2 separate regions of the Homo sapiens genome follow, and region 2 is linked to region 1. A link is a loop called in an ENCODE intact Hi-C map of the cell type or tissue named here. Cell type or tissue: Caco-2. All regions are shown on one strand.

What was found. Peaks named below come from ENCODE experiments on the same cell type or tissue, not always from the same donor. Only the 100,000 strongest peaks of a DNase experiment are listed, where the experiment ranks them.
Region 2: a loop joins it to region 1, with 2.9 times the contacts of the local background. A loop is called at or near these places in 24 of 110 quality-filtered maps.

The regions. Positions count from the first base shown.
Region 1 is chr10:21,092,850-21,100,849 of GRCh38, reverse strand. It overlaps a transcript of NEBL not described here. Among named protein-coding and RNA genes, the nearest start is that of NEBL-AS1, 77 kb to the left of the region's middle. RefSeq lists an enhancer at 2,956-3,250. In Caco-2, no CTCF peak of the experiment used is centred here; a DNase peak (open chromatin) is centred at 3,179.
Region 2 is chr10:21,265,357-21,273,356 of GRCh38, reverse strand. It overlaps a transcript of NEBL not described here. Among named protein-coding and RNA genes, the nearest start is that of NEBL-AS1, 95 kb to the right of the region's middle. In Caco-2, a CTCF peak has its summit at 3,218 (motif pointing right); no DNase peak of the experiment used is centred here.

The sequences.
Region 1 (8,000 bases):
ATTGCTGAGTACTTCACTTTTACAATTTTGTGAAGCAGCTGATTTTCATTTCCACTTTTTCACAGGGAAGAAACGGAGTCATGGAAGGATATAGAATGAAGTAGCTCTGTTCAACAAGGAAATCTGTAGCAAAACCAATCCTGGAAACCCAAACTAGGGGTTTGATATCCATCTCTTTGCCCATCAGGTCATATTTCTTTTGGAGAAAATTAGAAATGATCTAAAGAAAAAGGAAGAAAATTGAAGAACTTTCCTCCCCAAGCCCTGTATTAACAGAATCTACATTTTTCTGTTGATTGCACAGAGGTCAGCCCCCCAGGGTTCACGGGAAACTGGACGGCCTCATCCTCAGAGCCATGCTTTGCACTCTTTATCTTTTACACAGGGTGCAAAAGTGTTGCTTAGCAACATCGATTCTTCCAGCTCTAACAACTGCGGCAGCCCGCACAGCTGACAATGGAGCAGAGTTTGCGAGTGAGCTCCTCATTTTTCAGCTTCTTCACTGTGGCGAGAGGGAATAAAGAAAGAAAAGGCAAGTGGGATGAAAGAAACACAGTCAACAGCACAGCGTGGAAAAGGACCGGCTGATGGTGGGGAATGGTCGGGTACCACACATCCCACACACGCTTAGTAAATGCTCGCCAAGAGAATTAAAAGGGGGTGATCACAGCAGCAGAGGTTAATTAGGGAAACTAAAGAGTCAATAGAATGTGATGGCCGGGCAGTCTGGAAATGGAAGTTTTTGACTGAGTGGGTGTCTAAGCACATTCATCCCCTCCCTGTTTTGGGGTTTTGTTTCTTTTTAGGCCAGGTTATTGGGCGTGTTTTTAAGGGAAATAGAAAGGATTGAGGAGGACTTCTTGTTTTTATTTTATTTTATTTTTTTGCAACTCTGTTATTGGCAAACCTAAATAGGGGTTCAACAGTTTCTTATTGAGTTATAAGTGTTTACAAAGATGTTCAGAACAGCCTGCTTTCAAAACTTCAGTGACTGTAATATCTTGGGCTGGCTTCTTTGGCCTTGTTCAACAGAGGAGTGTGCAACAGTGAACACTTGCAACTGATCTGCAACATTCAAGGTGATTTTAATGTTGGAAATACCCTCATTTCCTGGCTCACAGTCTTTCTCCCTCCTTCCATCCTTTCATGGAGATAAAATGGAAGAACATGTGCTGGCCACTCATATGAGATATTTCAAATCTGAGAGATTACAATCTTTCATATCAAATGCAGTTACGGCCCTTTGTAGAGCAGTTTTCTGAAGTGAATCAGATGAGTTTTTCAGAGCTAAAGGAAGTCAAGATGAAATAAATAAAAGCAGAGAGGAAATTGAAAGGGGTGGTGGTTGGGGGAACATATGTTTTCAGATGATATTTTAAAATAGATGGAGAGCTGATGAGACAGAGATACTGAAAACCGACTCCAGATGGCAGGAATAGCAATGGCAAGCTGGTGTGAAGGGACAGAACACAGGCTGGCACCAGACAGGGGAGGACGCGAAAGGAGAGGAGGGAAGCAAGCTGAGCAAAGCAGCCATGTCGGTGGGTGGGCTACTCAGTGTGTGAGGTTATAGAAGAAGAAATGGGAATCATTGAATTCATACCCGTCACTTTTAGTTTAATAATTTACTCAGTAGGTTCATGTCATTTTAAAAAATGATATGTCTATGAAAAAGGTATATATGCTTCACTCTGTTTTGATTTTATTTTTATTTTTAGAGACAGGGTCTTTCTCTGTTACCCAGGCTGGAGTGCAGTGGCACGATCATGGCTCACTGAAGCCGTGAGCTCCTGGGCTCATGCCATCCTACCGCCTTAGCCTTCCGAGTAGATAGGACCGCAGGTGTGTGCCACCATGTCCAGCTATTTTTTTTTTGGTGGGTGTGGTTTCTTGCTGTGATGCCCAGGCTGGTCTCGAACTCCTGGGCTCAAGTGATGTTTCTGGTTCCACCTTACAAATTGTTGGGATTATGAGATTACAGGTGTGAGCCGCCATGCCTGGCTAGATTTATCTCACTTTGATTTCTTTGCTAAACCTGTGGCTACAGGCAAAACAACTGTTCAAGTGAGAGGCCATGGGGGAAAGCTGGCCAGAGGAGGACTTCCTTAATTTTTTTTGTTTTCTATATACATTCAGCTTATGATGATACATATGTATATAGGAGTGTATTTATGCGCTCCTGTAACAATCTTGTAGGACACCAAATGAACTGAGTTTATCTTCATGGATTGATTGGGAAGGGAGGAATTTTTAAGAGAGGGAATTGAGAAACAAGAAATTATTCCAGGTCTAGCAGTAAGATGTCCAGAATGGCTTCTCATTACTAAGGGAGGTAGAACAAGTCACCCCTATTTCTGTGTGAAAAGATGCAGTTTTATTTGCATAATAATTATTAAATACCATTGGGTTTCCTGAGTCTGCATTTGGTACCATATTTCAATTCAATGAGCATTTATTGATGACCTGCTGTGTGATAGGAAGAGTTGTAGGGCTGCAAAGAGGAAAGAGTCATAGTTTGATCTTTGTCTTTTGTGTGGATGCGTGAAAATGTCTCCTTTCATTTCTGCACTCTCTGTGTGACAGTGTGTGTGAATGTGTACAAGTGTGTGTACGTATGTGTGCACGTGTGAGTGAGAATGTGTGTGTATGTGAATGAGTGTGTGTGTGTGTTGCTATCCTCCTACATGAAAGGGCCCTGCAGCTTTAGCCCTATTGCTGTTATAAATTCATATCCACTCACATTTTTGCCTCTTTTCAGTAGACCCATTGTTACTGATTTCATCCTTTTGCAACATTTAGATAATTGTTGTTATCAGCACTTAGCTACCAGGGTTACAGAAAACATCAAGATTCAAAAGGAGATTATTACGAATGTTCATTTCACGTAGGGTCACAAATTACAGCAGTAACACTTGTCTAGACCATTAAACAAGGAAAAAAATTGGTATACAGAAGGTGACTGCCCTTGTGCTACTAGAGTCTTTCTCATGGAGCTGTGACTATTACATCCATAAAAAAGTCCAATGTCTTCATTTATTGGGCGGTTCCTGTCGTGTTTCAGGGGAATGACAATCATTTCAGTTGTGGTGATTGAAGTCGTTGCTTTGGGTAGCTTGCATTCCAGTTTCATCAGAAATTGACCGAGACTTATCTTTTCTGTTTACACTTCTCTTGGACTTCTTTCATTTGTTCTTGTAGCTTGCCATGGAAACCTGTTTGTAAATCTTTTGTGGGTAATGATGTAACCAGAATAGTACAGGCAGAGCCCAGGGCCTGGCAATATACAAAATGACTCATTTAAGCCATGCTGAAATGGAGGTCAGCCTATTGCTATAGAAAACAGAAAGGACACACCATTGTATTGAGCTCATTTTATTTATGTATTTTTTTGGGGACAGAGTCTCACTCTGTTGCCCAGCCTGGAGTGCAATGGTGTGATCTCGGCTCACTGCAACCTCCACCTCCCGGGTTCAAGTGATTCTCCTGCCTCAGCCTCCTGAGTTGCTGAGATTACAGGCGCCCGCCACCATACCTGGCTAATTTTTGTATTTTTAGTACAGACAGGGTTTCACAATGTTGGTCAGGCTGGTCTCGAACCCCTGACCTTGTGATCTGCCCCACCCCCCCCCCGGACCTCCCAAAGTGCTGGGATTACAGGCGTGAGCCACCGCACCTGGCCGGATATTGAGCTCATTTTATTTGCAAAGAGGCAATGAATAATTATTATAAATTTTATTTGGAAACAATAAAGTATTAGGAGAGTGGAGGTGAAAATTTCCAAAGTAGTGGTATCTGGGAAGGTAAAACTCCTACAAGTGTATTTAAATAAAATATAAGCCAGGAAATATTACCTTTTTTTTTTAAGGATGCCTTGGAGATTTTTGATTGAGCCTTTTTGTAATAGAGAAGGGTAGAGGAATTTGTGGGGAGCTCAGATGAAATAGCTGGGTCTAGAGTGATGCAAAAAGGAGAGATAAGTTAATGAAAGAAAGACCAATGTGATGAAACTAGCCAAAATCTATGTTAAAAAGATATACACTCAGGCCGGGCCTGATGGCTCATACCTGTAATCCTGTCGCAGCTGAGGGAGGAGGATTGCTTGAGACCAGGAGTATGAGACTAGCTTGGGCAACATAGTGAGACTTCACCTCTATAAAAAATTGTAAAAATTAGCCAGACATGGTGGTGAGCATCTGTGGTCCCAGCTACTGGGAAAACTGAGGCAGGAGGGTTGCATGAGCCCAGGAGCTTGAGGCTTTAGTGAACTATGATCAGGTCACTGCTCTCCAGCATGGGTGACAGACTGAGACCCTGTCTCAAAACACACACACACACACACACACACACACACACACACACACTCAAAACCAAGTTGCTCTAAAGCCCGTGTAAACATTCTGTTTTTTTTCTTTAAATAAACTCTTTAATAAAAGGGCTTTTAAACAACTTCTTCAGGCTAATCTAAGATACTAGCCTCAACAGTATTTTTGAGAAGCGAGTTTTATATGCAAATTGTATTATGGTTTATATTCCATGTATATCCAACAAGGGGAATTAGCTGACTGAGGATGAGAATAGGGAAAGGCAGGGAATCAAAGGACAGTGGGAAGAGAGAGGGAAGGACGAGGATCCTAGAACTCAGTGGTATTGAAGTCCACAGTAGTGTTTGTTTCTTTCCATGTATGCTTTTTCCACTCCAAGTCACAATATTAACAACAGGATTATTTTGACATATTACATTTCTCTTTAGGGGAAAATAAATGGACATGCTTATGGGATCTATTTAATCCTATTTAAAGCCTAAAGCACAGCATCACTATTGTGTGTAATGTTACATTTCGAATGTTAGAGCCAGAGGATAATCTGGTCTAACTTTTTCATTTTACTGACTAGGAAGCTGCAACCTACCAAGGTTAAATGACTTATCCAGTCTAGTTAGGGGATTTGTAGAGCTCAGAACCCAGGTTTTCTTACATTCTAGTTCCGTCATCTTTTGAACAGTACTAAGAGGACTCATGGATGAGGGAGGCATGAGAGAGATAACCCCAAGTCTTCCTTGTCATTTTCTCAAAAAGCTGAAGGGAATATATTACATCTCATTGCATCAAGATGAAGCTAACCAGTGACTAGGAGACAGATGCCACTGAGATGTCCCTTTCTCTCTGAGCACCAAGTGCCCCAAATTCAGATTTAAGATGAATTGATTTCAAAAACCTTCAAGATTTAATAGAAAATTGCCATTCTTGTTTGGACTCTACTTACATTAAAATCACATCCTAAATAATCCGATTAGCTTCAAAATCCTTAAGCTTAACAGTTTAAATAGCAGTTTAGTGATTTGGTTTTAAAAGGTACAGTTATGCTAATAGCACCGTTTAACACCCTTAACTCAGCATTTCCCAAAAGTTTAGTGATTTAGAATTTTAAAATTCTACATCGAAGGGAATCTGTAGTTGGTCCTGGCCATCTTTCCTTGTCAACGGTCATCACTCTGACCATGTTCGTCTTATCTTTTATCTGCTTTTCTTAGGCTAGAATTTCCCTGGTTCCATCACTACCTGGGCCAAATGTCTTTACCTTTTACCACTCCCTAGATAACTCCCTGTTGGATGGAACTTTTGTGAGGGTCAGCTTTCAGGGCAGGGGTTCTGAAATCTTAGTGGACTTATGAACAGTCTAGAGAGCTGATTCATGGGCCCCACCTCTAGATTCTGATATGGTTGGTTGGTCTGAGATGAGGCCTTGGAATGTGAATTGGAAACAAACCTTTCTATCTAAGTGAGTTCTCAATGGGATGCAGGTGGTTCCCAGATCATAATGCTTAGTGGTGTCAGATTTTGAATACACTACTATGGATATAGGCACACCTACACTTTGGATCCCTTCACCTAATTATAGGGAGCGTTTTCTGTGTTCTGTCTGTTGGCCCAAGGATTTTCTTCACCATCACCTGGGAAACTATGACGAGAGGGTTCTAGTCTCTCCTACGATACTGCCATTCTTCCAATTGCTGAATCTGGTTCGGTGAAATTAATTTTACAATGTGAGACTTAGAAGCAAAGAGGTGACCTTGCTTTGTCATCTGATGTTAACAGGAGTCTGTAATATTCATGCCACCACCCAAGAGTCCCATTTACAAAGGAGCAGACTTCTGGTCTTCTTTAGCCTTTTTTGTTTCTTCCAACAAAAATCCAGGCTGGAGTGGATTAGGGCAATCTCAGCTCACTGAAACCTCTGCCTCCCAGGCTCAAGTGATTCCCTTGCTTCAGCCTCCGAGTAGCTGGGATTACAGGCACTCCACCACCACATCTGGCTAATTTTTTTTTTTTTTTTTTTTTTTTTTTTTTTTTGAGACGGAGTCTCGCTGTCTCCCAGGCTGGAGTGCAGTGGCACAATCTCGGCTCACTGCAAGCTCCGCCTCTGTGGTTCACGCCATTCTCCTGCCTCAGCCTCCCAAGTAGCTGGGACTACAGGCGCCTGCCACTGCACCCGGCTAATTTTTTATATTTTTAGTAGAGACGGGGTTTCACCGTATTAGCCAGGATGGTCTCGATCTCCTGACCTCGTGATCCGCCCACCTCGGCCTCCCAAAGTGCTGGGATTACAGGCGTGAGCCACCGTCTCCGGCCTACACCTGGCTAATTTTTATATTTCTAGTAGAGATGGGGTTTTGCCATGTTGGCCAGGCTGGTCTTGAACTCCTGACCTCAAGTGATCCTCCCACTTCAGCCTCCCAAAGTGTTGGCATTACAAGCGTGAGCTACCACACCCAGCCCGGTCTTTTTTAGACTCTTAAGGACCCATAAGAACAAATTAAGTTGAGTAGTGATGCTTAATGTGTCAAACCACAGATAAATATAGTTTTCTATGGAAAGCTTAGAATGGAAAATAGTCTTTCACAAAAACGACAAAATGTTTTCTGGTTCCCGCAAAAAATATCTCTGTAGAAAAGAAGGTCAGTGAGAACTTTGTGTGATTCATGGATCATGAGTAACACATGCAATGAAGGCTAAGGAAACCAGTCTAGGACATTTTTATAAAAGATTTTCACAAGAAATGTATTGATTTGTTTACGAAGCAGTAGATTTTTCAGGATAAAATATTGTTCTCCTCTTCCAGTGGATGAGCTTAGATATACCTGAACAAGACAGAGATCTGTGGATACATGAGCTGAAGACATTCTGTATGTCTTTTCCTTTTCTTGGTTCTACCAACTCTTAATCTTGAAGAAAGCACTTAAAATGCTGTGACCCCCATCTGGTTGCATATTCTTTCTCCTGTTTCAGCTTGTTGGCAAGACTGGAAATTTGGAGATGGCATTCAGTTTACACAAGCTTAGCAGCTTATGAACACTGATGGATTTTTTCAGTGCCGATGGAGGGACTGATGAACTTGGCTTTGGGCGTCTGGTTCCCTTGACTTGATGGGTGAGAGGAGGAGACAGAGCAAGCCAAGAGAGATGACAGTCTCCCTTCTCCAGCCCATTTCTTTTTTTCTCACCTATAAAATTTTGTCCAACTCATGGTCCTATGATAAAATGCGTCCAATGCTTCTGGGCTGGTGGACCCTGGCACTACCATTCATGTCTTTCCCAAATACTTATCCTCTGAGTCACCCAGGCAGAAACAGCCAAGTGAAAAGATACCATATCTTGAAGAATCTTCATTTGGCTCTGCTAAAATGGAAAAAAAAAAAAAAAGACTTGTTGCTAAATGAATAAAAGTACTCTTAAAAAATTATTTCCTCTTTTCTCCTTGGTAGATACGCAAGAAGCCAAGAACAAAAATAAAATACAATAAATTGTACAAGGCAATTTAGATTTTCATTATTCTCTTGTCATAAACTGTTCCCACATCAGAGAAAATATACTGTGAGTCCACTTTGGATCCTGTCCATATGGGCTAGCTACTGAAAGTTCCAGAAAGACTTTAGAGTAATATAATTTCACAAGTTGCTTGGCATGGGTCTCTGATGGACAGGCTGGGAAAGCTGATAACATA
Region 2 (8,000 bases), 170 kb before region 1:
ATTTCCCTGAAGCTCAATTCCCTCTTTCTCTTGGAGACCAGCTCTCCAAGGGAGAAATCTGCTGCTTGGGATCCTTCCTCCTGTTGAAATTTTACAGGTTGGTGCTCAAAGGTATAAATAGTGTCTTAGATGTGGTTGGTTTAGAGCAGATATGAGAGGGGCGAGAGGGAACTCTCACCTCCCCACAAACTGCCCTTCTATTAACCTCCTCCGAGGGCCCACAAGCTCCCAACCCTGTGGCTGTCCAATTTCATCATGTGGAACCTCCAATCAAGTAGATGACTCCAGTTGTCTTTGGTGAGCAGCTGCCAAGTCACATTTCCTCTTTCCTGTACCTAGATTTTTGTTTGTTTGTTTTGGTTGGGGCGGGGTGGCAGAGTAAGAAGGAGCCTTGTCTATTCTGTACATCCAAGAAGAGAGATGGCCAGCATGATCCTGGCTTCAAGGGACAATTTATCTTGCCATTTTATGGCACAATGACCATGATGGACATAATATCAATAAAGCAAAAAATGCACGCTCAACTGTCCAGGGAGGAGGAAGATAAAGGACAGTAAGAGCAACTAATAATGATTCACAGTTGACACTCCTCTTTCACTCCAATGATCTCATTGATTTTTTAAGATAATGCTGCAAGAGAGCTATTAATATACTCAATTTACAGATGCAAAAAGCAACTTGTAGATATTGCTCAAATGCCACACAGCTATCAAACGGAGGATCTGGAGCAAGAACCCCTGGTGTTTTGTTATTTATGTATTTATTTATTTGACATGGTCTTGCTCTGCTGCCCAGGCTGGAGTGCAGTGGTGTGATCATAGCTCACTGTAACCTCAAACTTCTGGCCTCAGTTGATCCTCTTACCTCAGCCTCGTGAGTAGCTGAGACTACAGATGTGCACCATCATGCCTGGCTAATTCAAAAATTTTTGGTTTTGTATAGACAGGATCTTGCTATTTTGCCCAGGCTGGTATTAAACTTCTGGCCTCAAGCGATCCTCCATCTTGGCCTCCCAAAGTGCTGAGATTAAAGGTGTGAGCCACTACAGCAGGTGTATTTGTTTATTTTTGACACGTAAAAATTTTTTATATTTGCCGGGTGCGGTGGCTTACGCCTGTAATTCCAGCACTTTGGGAGGCCGAGGTGGGTGGATAACGAGGTCAGGAGATCGAGACCATCCTGGCTAACATGGTGAAACCCCGTCTCTACTAAAAAAAAAAAAAAAAAAAAAAAAAAAATTAACCAAGTGTGGTGGCGGGTGCCTGTAGACCCAGCTACTCAGGAGGCTGAAGAATGGTGTGAACCTGGGAGGCGGAACTTGCAGTGAGCTGAGATTACACCACTGCACTCCAGCCTGGGTGACAGAGTGAGACTCCATCTCAAAAAAAAAATTGTTTCTATTTAAGATGTACAATGTGATGTTTTGATATATGTATATGCACTATGAAGTGATTACCACAATTAACATATCCATCACTTCATATAGTTACTATTCTTTTGTGTGTGGTGGGAACATTTAAGATCTATTCTCGGCAGGGCGCAGTGGCTCACGCCTGTAATCCTAGCACTTTGGGAGGCTGACGCGGGTGGATCACTTGAGGCGAGGAGCTCAAGACCAGCCTGGCTATCATGGTGAAACCCCGTCTCTACTAAAAATACAAAAATCAGCCAGGCGTGGTGGCGGGTGCCCATTGTCCCAGCTGCTCAGGAGGTTGAGGCAGGAGAATCGCTTGAACCTGGGAGGTGGAGGTTGCAGTGAGCCGAGATCGTAATATTGCATTCCAGCCTGGATGACAAAGTGGAACTCCATCTAGAAAAAAAAAAAAAAAAGATCTGTTTACTATTCTCTTAGTAGTTTCAAGTATACAAACATTATTATCGACTATAGCTACCACGTTGTACATGAAACCCGGAATATGTTAATCTTGTAACTAAAATTTTGTAACCTTTCACCAACATCTTTATTTCGTCTGCCCTCCAGCCGCTAGCAACCACCTCTCTACTCTCTACTTCCAGGAGTTCAACTTCTTGAGAACCTGTTTAGGAGTCGAAGTTTTAGAGTTTGTTTAGAAGTTTACGTGAGATCATGCAGTATTTGTCTCTCTGTGTCTAGCTTATTTCACTTAGCATAACATCCTCTAGGTTCATTCATGTTGTTGCAAATGGCAGGATTTCCTTATTTTTTAAGGCTGTATAATATTCCATTGTATATATGCCACATTTTCTTGATCTAGTCATTGGTCTATGGACTTCTATGTTGTTTCCATATCTTGGTTATTGTGAATAATGCTTCAGTGAACACAAGAGTGGAGATATAAATTCCTTTGGATATATACCTAGAAGTGAGATTGCTGGATGATATGGTAATTCTATTTTCAGTCTTTTGAGGAACTGACATACTGTTTTCCATAATGGCTGTACCAATTTACAGTCTCACCAACAGAGATGAGGAGATCCCTGGGATTTTGTCCCCAAATTCTGTACACTTGCAGTTGCACATTCTGTTCTCTTTAATGTACATATCCATACGTTGTGTGAATTATTCGGTCCTGGACAAGTCGTTATTGAGAACCCACTAAGATAGTAGGAAGTATGAGGTATAAAAAAGAGTTGAACGACTTGTCCTCAAGGAGTTCATGACCTGCTGGGGTGAGATAAGATCTATATACCAAACAATTTAAAAATTATGGGCTGGGCGCGGTGGCTCACACCTGTAATCCCAACACTTCGGGAGGCCAAGGTGGGCAGACCACTTGAGGTCAGGATTTCGAGACCAGCCTGGCCAACATGGTGAAACCCCATCTCTACTAAAAATGCAAAAAATTAGCTGAGTGTGGTGGCGCACACCTGTAATCCCAGCTACATGGGAGGCTGAGGCAGGAGAATCACTTGAACTCAGGAGGTGGAAGTTGCAGTGAGCCAAGATCACATCATTGCACTGCAGCCTGGGTGACAGAGTGAGACTCTGTCTCAAAAAAAAAAAAAAAATATGGAAAATAGTCTCAGACTCTATCAGATTATAAGAGTTTTATGACAGTCTAGGAGGGCTATACCAATTTGGAGATGTGCAGCTTAATTGAAGATGCTTAATAGAAGAAACTTCTGTGGTTTACGATAATTTCTGAGTAATTTAGCACAATTAAGAAATTAATATTTCTCACAGAGGGATGACAGAAACTGTAGGGGAGTTGCAGTATCATTTATGTCCACCAGATGATGCCACCATTCAGTGGAATTCCAGAGTTTTGCTTTGGGGATACAAGTACAGTTGTGGTTAAATTCAAGATGATGTCTAGAAAGATATTTTAACCTGTTTCAGACATAAATAATTTTCTTACTGCAATTTTACATGGAGTTCATGCACAGAAGCAATAGAGAATTTGAAAACAAACAAAGAACTCCTCAAATTTCTTTCAGGTTAATTCCGTACATTGACCCATTTTCCTAGCTGGGTCTTAACCACTTTTTTGTATTTGCTCTAAGTCAAGTGACAATGAGATTAATAGAAGGTGGCAGAGAGCTGTGCCTGGAGACCCAGTCTGGTAGGGAAGACCACCACCTTAGAGGTAAACTTCTTCCTCTATTAGGCATTTACTCTCACTATATATGCAAATATATTCCCTACAGCAAATCTCCATAAACAACAGATTCAGCCCAGTGGAAAAGCCAGTATGGACAGCCTGATGCAATTATATTCAGCATTAATGAACTGTGGGCTTCATCCTAATGTGTTGATATTTAGTAATCTTTGATAATGAAAGAGGGTGTAGCCTTTGAAGTCAAAGTGTCTGATGCTGCTGCATAGTTCTAACCACGAACGTTCATTATTTTGTTTGACAAATTGGCCTGCTTTGGAATATTAAACACTCAGTCTTTAGAGTGCGAAGAAGATAAAAGCAACTCTGTTTGTTGTGCTCATCGAGACTATTTCCCAAGAAGCCCAAAGCTCTTATAAGGTTTTATCTGGGAGATCCCATCTCTACGAATCTGCCTTCATCTCTCTGGAGGTGGCTGTGACAGGCATGTTCATTTGCACTCTCATTTAGGGGGAGGAGGGCCCAATTTCTTTGGCCCAGGCTGCCTCGGCCAGCCCTTGGAGTTCAGCATCTGCTGTTGTTGTACACAACCAACCCCTCTTAGAGGACTCAGAAGGCCCCTGGGTACCAGAGGGCCAAGACACTTAGGAATGCCCTCATGGAAAGCCACAATGGGAGAAGATGGGACAAGTGTCTTCCATTGCTCTGTTGTGCCCAGCAGGAAATGGGGATCCCCACAGTGCTTCTTTGGCATTCTTGTGAGACACTCTGCTCTGGCGGTGGTCAAACCACAATGGAGATGCGATGATCAGTCAATAATGATTATGATTAAAGTACCTAAGCTAAGATCCCTTAGGTACTTATGCTCTAGGGATTATACACACTGCTCTGGATGTTTTATTTTAACTCATACGATCACCTTATGAGTTGTATGCCAATTGTAATCCACCCTATCTTCTTGTTTCCAAAGTCTCTTAAATTTTTTTAAATTTTTTTGGCCAGGTGCAGTGGCTCATGCCTGTAATCCCAGCACTTTGGGAGGCCGAGGCGGGTGGATCACTTGAGGTCAGAAGTTCGAGACCAGCCTGGCCAACATGGTGAAACTCTGTCTCTATTGAAAAATACAGAATTTAACCAGACATGGTGGCACGTGTCTGTAATCTCAGCTACTTGGGAGGCTGAGGCAGGAGAATTGCATGAACCTGGGAGGCAGAGGTTGCAGTGAGCCGAGATCACACCACTGCACTCCAGCCTGGGTGACAGAGCAAGATACCATCTCCCAAAAAAAAAAAAAAATTAAATTAAAATTTTTATTTTTAATGTATTTTTTACTCTTTAGAGATAGAGCCTTGCTCTGTTGCCCAGGCTGGAGCACAGTGGCATGAACACAGCTCTCTGCAGCCTCAAACTCTTGGGCTCAGGCGATCCTCCTGCCTTAGCCTCCCAAGTAGCTGGGACTACAGGTGCATACCACCATGCCACTATGCTAGGCTAACTTTTTAAAATTATTTTTCGAAGAGACAGGGGTCTTGCTTTATTGTGCAGGCTGGTCTTGAACTCCTGTCCTCAACTGATCCTCCTGCCTCAGCCTCCCAAAGTGCTGGGATTACAGGCATAATCCCACGTCCAGCTTCAGTTGCCGCAGTCTTGATTTTGTAGTTTCCACTCTCTTTTGAGTGGTCACATGCAGTGAGAGGAGGTATTTCAAACACCAGGACTGACTCCTGGTTGGTCTAAGACCAAGGCAATCCTAGGAGTCTTGGTTTATGAATGAGCATGCAGTTGGGGCGCCACACATCGGTGTTCATGTTGCACACAGTCCGAAGGTACCACACCTAAGAGGGCATCATTCACATCATACACATACATTAACTGACAAGAGTGCTCAGGCATGAAGCTTCTGACCTTCTGGCTGAATTATAGAGCAGCTCTGTCCCATAGATCTTTCTGTGTTGATGAAAATGTTCTTTTGAATACAACAGACACTAGCCACATGTAGCTACTGAGCACTTGAAGTGTGGCCAGTACAACTGACGAACAAATGAATTTTTGATTTTATTTAATTTTAACTAATTTAATATTAAATTGAAATAGCATTATGTGGCTGATGGTTGCCATATTGGACCATGCAGTTTTAGATCATAAATCCCTCTCAGCATCTTCCATTGAGACCACACTGTCGGGAACATGTACACACACAATCACTCCCAAATTCAACCAGAGGGGTGTCTCCAAGGAGAAGTCTTGCGTGAGAAAGAGGATCCCATCTCCAGTTTGCATAAAGGCAAAGTGTAGGCCCACAGCAGCCCTGACTGTGATCCATGTCTCCACAACGAGGGTGGGAAGAAAGTGCTTCTGGGAAAAGTTTTTTTTCCCAACTATCCAAATAAGACACATCAGAACAGCAGCCTGGGCATGGTGGCTCATGCCTGTAATCCCAGCACTTTGGGAGGCCGAGGTGGGCAGATCACTTGAGGTCAGGAGTTTGAGACCAGCCTGGCCAACATGGCAAAACCCTGTCTTTACTGAAAAAACAAAAATTAGAGGCCAGGTGTGGTGGCTCATGCCTGTAATCCCAGCACTTTGGGAGGCCGAGGTGGGCGGATCACCTGAGGTCAGGAGTTTGAGACTGGCCTGGCCAATGTGGTGAAACCCCATCTTTATTAAAAATACAAAAAATTACCTGGGCATGGTGGCGAGCACCTGTAATCCCATCTACTCGGGAGGCTGAGGCAGGAGAATTGCTGGGACCTGGCAAGTGGAGGTTGCAGTGAGCCGAGATCGCGCCGTTGCACTCCAGTCTGAGTGACAGAGTGAGACTCCGTCTGAAAAAAACAAAAAACAAAAAAAACCCCAAATAAACAAAAAAAACAAAAATTATCCAGTCATGGTGGTGCACACCTGTAATCCCAGCTACTCTGGAGGCTGAGGCAGCAAATTGCTTGAACCCGGGAGGCAGAGGTTGCAGTAAGCTGAGATCATGCCACTGCACTCCAGCCTGAGTGACACAGTGAGACTCTGTCTCCAAAACAAGCCCCTCAAACTCCATCAATTGAAAACCAAGGCTGGGATTTTCTCCCTTGCTGAAATTGAGAGATGCTCACCTTAGTGCTTCCCCTGAGGATTCTGGGCTGTTTGAAAAGAGACACAGGCATCTGAAAAGAGTCCCCCCAGGGAGCACCGTGTGGATCCACGGGCAAACCAAGGCTTCTCAGGACATCCTCTTAAGATTCGACCCTGGGACTCAGGTGAGGGAAGAGCCTCATGCAGTGTGGGTGTGGGGAATTGGGGCCTGCCTTGAGCAGCATCTTCCATTGAGTATTCGCTAAGTCAGTGCTTGCAGCAATGTTTTAGAACGTTAACTACCGTGAGTAATGAGCTGTATGAGTGGTGGCTCATGCCTGTAATCCTAACACTTTGGGAGGCCAAGTTGGGTGGGTTGCTTGAGCTCAGGAGTTCGAGACTAGCCTGGGCAACATGGCGAAACTCTGTCTCTACCAAAAATACAAAAATTAGCCGGGCATGGTGGTGTGCACCTGTGGTCCCAGCTACTCGGGAGGCTAAGGTGGGAGAATCACCTGAGTCTGGGAGGCAGAGGTTGCAGTGAGCCTGAGATCACATCACTGCAGTCCAGCCTGGATGACAGAGTGAGACCCCATCTCAACAAAACAAAAACAAAAAGAAACTAGCAAAAAAGAAAAAAAAAATCAGCATACCTGGTGATCGATCAGATATGGGGGGCAGCAGGATCGAGGGGCTTTTCCACTGGTCTGCAGGGGCAGCCAGAGGTGCTGAAGAATTAATGCTCCTAGAAGCAATTTTTAACCAATGACGGATTAGAGTCTGTTGATAAATACTCCAACTTCTTCACCCTTGGTTGGGATAACTCCAAGGTGTGTTCTACACAAGGGCTCAGCAAACTAAATCCCAAGGACCAAATCCAGCCACCACCCATTTTGTAAAAAAGTGTTATTGGAACACAGCCATGATCATTTGTTTACATATGGTCTATGACTGTCTTCACATTCCAGTGGTAGAGTTGAGTAGTTGTGACAGAGACTGCCTGGCTTGGAAAGCCAAAAATATTTACTGTCTGGGCTTTTCAGAAAAGCGTACTGTTGCCTGTTTTATACAGTTTCCCAGGTTCCAGGTGGGACTGAGCTTCAGGTGCCCACAGTGGCCACTTTGATAACGCACTATTGGCTTTCTTCCCTTTCCTGTTTCACTTCTCCTCTCTTCTATTATAAACTATGTGCCCTTGAATTATTGCATCAAAACCTGCTTCTGAGGGAATTCAACCAATACAGTCACACAGCAATCAGAAATACTTAAGGCTTCTTAAATTCAAAGACTATTTTTTGGGGTATGATGGTGCTCACCATACGCAGTGAGATTAGTAGTGATAAAACCTGTGATGGGGTTTTGCAGCGTGAGAGTAAGAGGCTGCTGTGGTTTGAATGTTGG